Regions from separate parts of the Homo sapiens genome. Here region 1 is linked to region 2. The links are chromatin loops, found by intact Hi-C in ENCODE. Cell type or tissue: mammary epithelial cell. All regions are shown on one strand. Links, peaks and the distances in the headings refer to the core of each region. The heading gives the core; the rest is flanking DNA.

Region 1 (2,910 bases), core at 108-2,607, 77 kb after region 2:
CTGCCTGTTTGGAGTGTGAGTCTTGTTCCCCGGCCAGACCCTCTGCCCCTGGAAGCAGAAACATGGCTTCTTCAAGCGTCTGAGCCCTCGTAGTGCCTAGCATGGGCCTGGAGTGCCATACTCACTTGATAAATGCTTGTTGCTTGGTGGATTGATTGAAATGAGGGTGGAAGGATGAGAGTGGAGGGTGAGGCAGAGAGTGTCTCTGGGTCACCCTCCAGCTCAACACAAGGGCAGTGGTCAGAGGAATAATCCAAAGTGCATACCCAGGCCCCAGAGCCGCCAAAGCTGACCTCCGCCTCCACTTCACCTGAATAGCATGGATCTCTCTGAAATGGCCCTCTTGATTTGCTTCTGGCTGGGGTGCATCTCGCCCTCTAGACTGTAAGGGCAGGGCCCTATCTGTCTCTTTCCTCTGTAGCTGGTGTTAACGAAGGCTCTGCTGTGTGTCATGTGCTCAGCTCTCCTAACAAACTTGAGAGATGGTTATTTTTATCATGCCCAGATTTGTTAGACAATGAGTAAAAGAGTCTGAACCAAACTGAATTAAAGGAAGAAGGACTTCAAACGTTGCCTTTCTTCCTGTTCATTCTGGCCTCCCCGGAGCTAAAGGTGAAGGGACTGCTTAGAAATGGTGTTCTGCAGCAGCCCCAGGTGAAGGAGCATTATCAGGAATTGTGCAACCTTAGCTATGGGAACTATGCGTGTGAAACAGCCCAGGGCGGGAAGAACCAGCCTGGCCATTGTGCCTGGGCTGGGGAGGAGAGGTTCGGCTGAAAGTTTGGACAGTTCTTGGCTTGGAGTCTGGAGGGCCCTTTAGAAAGTGATCCCGCCCAGCCAGCCCTCAGAGAGAGCAGGCCAGCATCCTGCTGGACGGTAATAAAGAGGTTACTGTGGGAAGCTGGGACTTGCTTGGGAAACACTAGGAACATGAAAGATAGGGTATGCATTCTTCAGTCCCGAGAGAATCACCACCCAGTATTAAACTTGGCAGAAGGCTTTCCTCTCCTCCTCTGAGCTGCCTCCTTAGAAAAGGCACATTGTCAGAATGCCGAATGCCCACCGTGGTCTCATGTCCTCACAGCCCGTAGGAAAGTAACTACCAGTTACCCACTGGTGGTTGCCCCTGAGAGGAGGGTAAGGGAGGCTTCCAGCCCCCGGGGTGGCTCTCCCCGACAGGTGTGCCTGTGTGCTGTTTGTAGGGTGCTCCTGGCAGAACCTACCTGTCTCCACAGCGACACATCTGGCCGTTTTTCCAGGAGGGCCTGTTGAGAAACATTCAGGAATGTTTGTGCTCCTTTAGAGATTTGTAATTAAGAAGAGGCAGAACTCGTTCTTGTCTGGCACCCTCCCTTCTTGCCCCTCCAGCATCTGGGTCATTTGATTTCACAATTGGGGTTTTCGGCAGCCCGAGTTGTGGAGGCTGGAAGCAGGGACCGACTGAACCAGGCTGGATGGTGGTGAATTGCTTCACCCGAGGGTGGGGGCTGGGAGTTCCAGGCAGGCCCCCAAGTCCTGGCCACATCTGAAAGTGGACATTTCTTCCCAGGTTGCATCCTTAGCACTTGCCCAAGGTGAAACATTTCAGGCCAGTGGAGCACCCACAGTTCCTGGGGGACGGGGGGTGGCTGGTTTAAATGGACAATTCCTCTCCTTAACTGCCAGGAAGAGTGAGTGTGTGCATGTATGTATGTGTGAGTGTGTCTGTTTAAATCTTTGTGCAGCCAAAAACACATCTCTTCATCCTGAATGACACATCTCTACACACTGAATAATTCATCTCCCTCTTGGCATTTGTTCCGGAGAGAATCTTGCTGTCCAGATTTCTTGTAAGTTGCATAGCCTTCCATAGGCACTTCCTTGTTTCCCATGGAAGAGCTCTGGGAGTCAGGATATCAGTCAGTCAGCCCTCTGGCATTTCCCCTGTGATCGCATCAAAGGGGAATGAGAATATCAAACCCAAAGTGTTTCTCTCTCCTTTGCCCTCTCCTTCTAGCTTTGGGTCCTCTTGCCTCCCTCTGCTTTATTTCTCTTGGGCACAGTGTCTGTGTTCACTGCAAGTGGAATCAGCATTGTGTCCTGGTAGGGTATCCACATGTCTGTCACATTACTGATGCTTGGAGCGAATAAATGTATTTGGCTCTGACATCTCAACGTGTAAGGCTGGAACAATCAGTGGAGTTAATGGTTTTCCAGATAGTGACACATTTTCGGGGTTTCAGTCCCGTCCTCCTAACCCCATCTCCATCCTCACACCCAGCAAGCTCAGTAAATCATTTGTATTAATGACTTTGAAACACTTTTTTTTTTTTTTTTTTTTTTTTTGAGATGGAATCTTGCTCTGGAGTGCAGTGGTGTGATCTCAGCTCACTGCAGCCTCCGCCTCCCAGGTTCAAGCGATTCTCCTGGCTCAGCCTCCCGAGTAGCTGGGATTACAAGTGCCTGCCACCATGCCCAGCTAATTTTTGTATTTTTAATAGAGATGGAGTTTCACCATGTTTGCCAGGCTGGTCTTGAACTCCTGACCTCGGGTGATCCACCCGCCTCAGCCTCCCAAATGCTGAGATTACAGGTGTGAGCCACTGCACCCAGCCGACTTTGAAACACTTAATTGCCTCTTTATTAAGCAGCCATGGATTTCCCAGGTCTATTGAATATCCTTGCACCAACACATAGATAACTGAAGGTCCCAAATATGCTAAAGCCCCCATGCCTTTTGCCTGCTTCAGATGTCCCTCTTGTCTCATTTCACCTTCTGTATCTCTAGCACAGCTTGCTCTGTGTTCCAGATTGTTCTGAGACTCACCCTTCGTCTTGTTATTTTTTATTTATTTACTTATTTATTTTGAGACGGAGTCTTGCTCTGTCCCCCAGGCTGGAGTGCAGTGGCGGGATCTCGGCTCACTGCAA
Region 2 (2,910 bases), core at 200-2,699:
AATAAAAAGAACCAGCAAGGAAACAAGTGGGGAGGAAAGACAGGCAACAAAGGGAGAAAAGTACCCCTCTTCCCACAGAGACCGCTGAGCCTGTGAAATCCCCTACACCAATCCCCTTGGGGGGTCTTGTGGACAGCACTGGGCAGGCAATGGGGGATCAGGGCACTATCTCCTCCTCTTAGAATTGAGAACCCCACCTCAACTCTGCCCTCTCATTGTCAGCTCAGCTGTGACCAGTTTTAGCATGCCCTCATCAACCTCCATGGCCTCCTCCATCCACTCCAAATAGACGCACAACCCAAACATAAGTAGGAGTTTAAGGAGAGTCTCCTGGCCACCCCACCTCCTTTCCCAACCAGACCATGGCCCTGAAATCTCTCCTTCACAGGCACTCTAAAGCCCACACTGGGAGTCCAGAAGCAAAAACTCACTAGAAGCAGCTAAGTTGATATCTACATGACTACAGAAAAGTCACTTTGCCTCTCTGAATCTCAGTTTGCTCATCTATGAAATGGAACCAGCAGGAACTAGGGCAGTAAATCATTATTCACACAAACTCCATTTCTCTGTTTGTAAAATGAGTAGGCTGTGCAAGACTTGTTTCAGTTGATTTCCCAGCACTGAATTAAGCACGGAGGACCGAGAGGTAAATAAAAAACCATCTCTTCTGCCTCGGCTCTCGTGTTACCAAGGTTTCTTCCACCCTCATTTTCTCTGGCTTAGGACGTGTTTTCCCATCATTGGAAAAAAAGAGTCCACAGTACATTTATGAACCTCAAATAATGCATGACTCAAGAAAGGGGACATTATTGGCTCCATCATAGAACATAACTGTGCATTCCCCAGGATGTGTGGGAGGGACGGCATGAGGTAGGGAGGTAGAGTCATGGAGCAGGAAGCAAAATCTCAGCAGAGGTTCTCAAAGCCTCAGTTTCCCCTGAAGAATGCAGATGCGAACAGGAAACTGGACTTGCTAACATATCTGTTCCTTTGTTTTATATTTAATTTCTCCTCTTTACCATCTTCATGGAATATGTGACTCTGGCTCTCTGAAACACTCTAAAACACGTGTGGATAACGGCCTTTCTTCCCTGCAGTTGCAGTGGAGAAAAGGGTTCAAGTGCGCATCGTTTTTAAAAACAAGACAGCCTGTCTCAGGCTCAGGTGATTCCTCTGGGCCACCGGGATGTGGCCTTTGTCATTAGAAAGGCTTGGCCTGTGGTCACTTCTGCACTGCCCAACACTGCCCAAGCCTGTCTCCTTCAACTCCACACGCGGGCAGCCAGACGCAGCCCCAGGAGGGTGGCCAGGAGAGGGCTGGGCTTCTTGTCTTCAGTTCGGATTCCTGCAGTTCAGTCACCTGTAGAGTAACGTCCAATTCAGCCTATCATGTGGCTGAGCCGGTTTTACCTTTAATCTCTTTCACGTTTGCCCTCAGCCTCGCAGAATGTCCGGGATGATTCACGCGCCATCACATGGGGCAGGCAGTCATCTGTTTTATTACCTCACCCTGCTTGCCGCTTCTGCGAGATAACCTGGGATTCTTTCGTTGGGGGTGGATGGGAGGTAAAAAGAGCGAACAGACCTAGGCCTTAATTCAGGAGTCAATTCCTGCTCTGGTCTCTCTTTCTTGCTTCCCAGGCCAGGTCAAAAGGTCCAAAGAAGCAAGCCATTTGGAAAATGCCAGGGTTTGGGTGGCTGGACTAAAACGAAAGTGGGACTTGGCAGTCTAAAAGGTGTTTTCTCTTCACAATCAATGCCAACCAGTAAAAAGGCTTGGTTGAAAAATAAGGCCAAAAAAAAAAAAATCAGCAATTAGGAGGACTGTTGCAAGCAAGCAGGCATAATTTTCAGAAGGGGAAAGGACGTGGATTTGTGTTTTGAACAGAAAATACTTCAAATGGTCCACATTTCATAGAGGTGTGTCTGCTGCCAGGCACGGTGCTCCGAATGCACCGCACCACAGCCCCTGAGATGAAGGCGTGCTGCTGAGTGCCAAGCCCTCACATTTCTCCTCCTGCTTTGCCCTAACCACAAGCCCAAAGGAGTCCATATTGTTATGTGATTTTTTTTCAAATCAAAGACTGAGACTTCAGTGAAGCAAGCTGCCCAAGGTCACACAGCTAGAAAACCGGGTGGGCTTGGGACCCAAACAGCCTGATTCTAGAGCTCTTGCTTCTCAACCAAAAAACTATGAAGCAAACATCAACAGAGATGAACATTTGTCAGTATCAGTCATGTTCCACATCCCAACCATGGGGAAGTTCTGAGGCTGCAGAGTGATTTAAAAAAGAAAGAAAGTCTCCAATCTGGGTGACAGAGCGAGACTCCGTCTCAAAAATAAAAAGAAAGAAAGAAAGAAAGTCAGCCAGGCAAGGTGGCTCATGTCTGTAAGCCCAGCACTTTGGGAGGCTGAGGTGGGCGGATCACCTGAGGTCAGGAGTTCGAGACCAGCCTGGCCAATATGGTGAAACTCCAGCTCTACTGAAAAATACAAAAATTAGCTGGGCGTGGTGGCGCAGGCCTGTAATCCCAGCTACTCTGGAAGCTGAGGCAGGAGAATTGCTTGAATCTGGGAGGCAGAGGTTGTAGTGAGCCGAGATCATGCCACTGCACTCCAGCCTGGGGGATGGGGGGAGACTCCATCTCAAAAAAAGAAAAAAAGAAAGTATAGGTTAATAACTGAGAACACTGCACTAGAGTCAGACCTAGTCTGTCTTATGAGCTCTGTATCCCAGGCCAACAACAAAGCATCTTGGAGCCTCATCTGTAAAATGGGTATAATAAATAGACTTTCCTATGCCAGAGGGTTGTTATGAAGATTGAGATCATGTATTCAAAGAACCTAGCACCAGGTTGGCTTTGCTTTGGGGCTACTGCTCTAATCAATAGTGGGTTTTTATGTAGTAA

Evidence for each region. Hi-C counts contacts between places; a loop is a spot of excess contacts. Peaks named below come from ENCODE experiments on the same cell type or tissue, not always from the same donor. Only the 100,000 strongest peaks of a DNase experiment are listed, where the experiment ranks them.
Region 1: it touches region 2 in a loop (8-fold over the local background); 12 of 110 quality-filtered maps call a loop at or near these places.

The regions. Positions count from the first base shown.
Region 1 is chr5:168,364,503-168,367,412 of GRCh38, forward strand. All of the region lies in intron 1 of WWC1 (WW and C2 domain containing 1), which reads left to right. Among named protein-coding and RNA genes, the nearest start is that of WWC1, 74 kb to the left of the region's middle. RefSeq lists an enhancer at 617-1,150. In mammary epithelial cell, for the core only: a CTCF peak has its summit at 1,244; DNase peaks (open chromatin) are centred at 719, 1,339 and 1,789; H3K4me3 peaks cover 257 bases; H3K27ac peaks cover 1,764 bases.
Region 2 is chr5:168,287,086-168,289,995 of GRCh38, forward strand. No RefSeq gene overlaps it. Among named protein-coding and RNA genes, the nearest start is that of WWC1, 3.1 kb to the right of the region's middle. In mammary epithelial cell, for the core only: no CTCF peak of the experiment used is centred there; a DNase peak (open chromatin) is centred at 1,446; H3K4me3 peaks cover 294 bases; H3K27ac peaks cover 899 bases.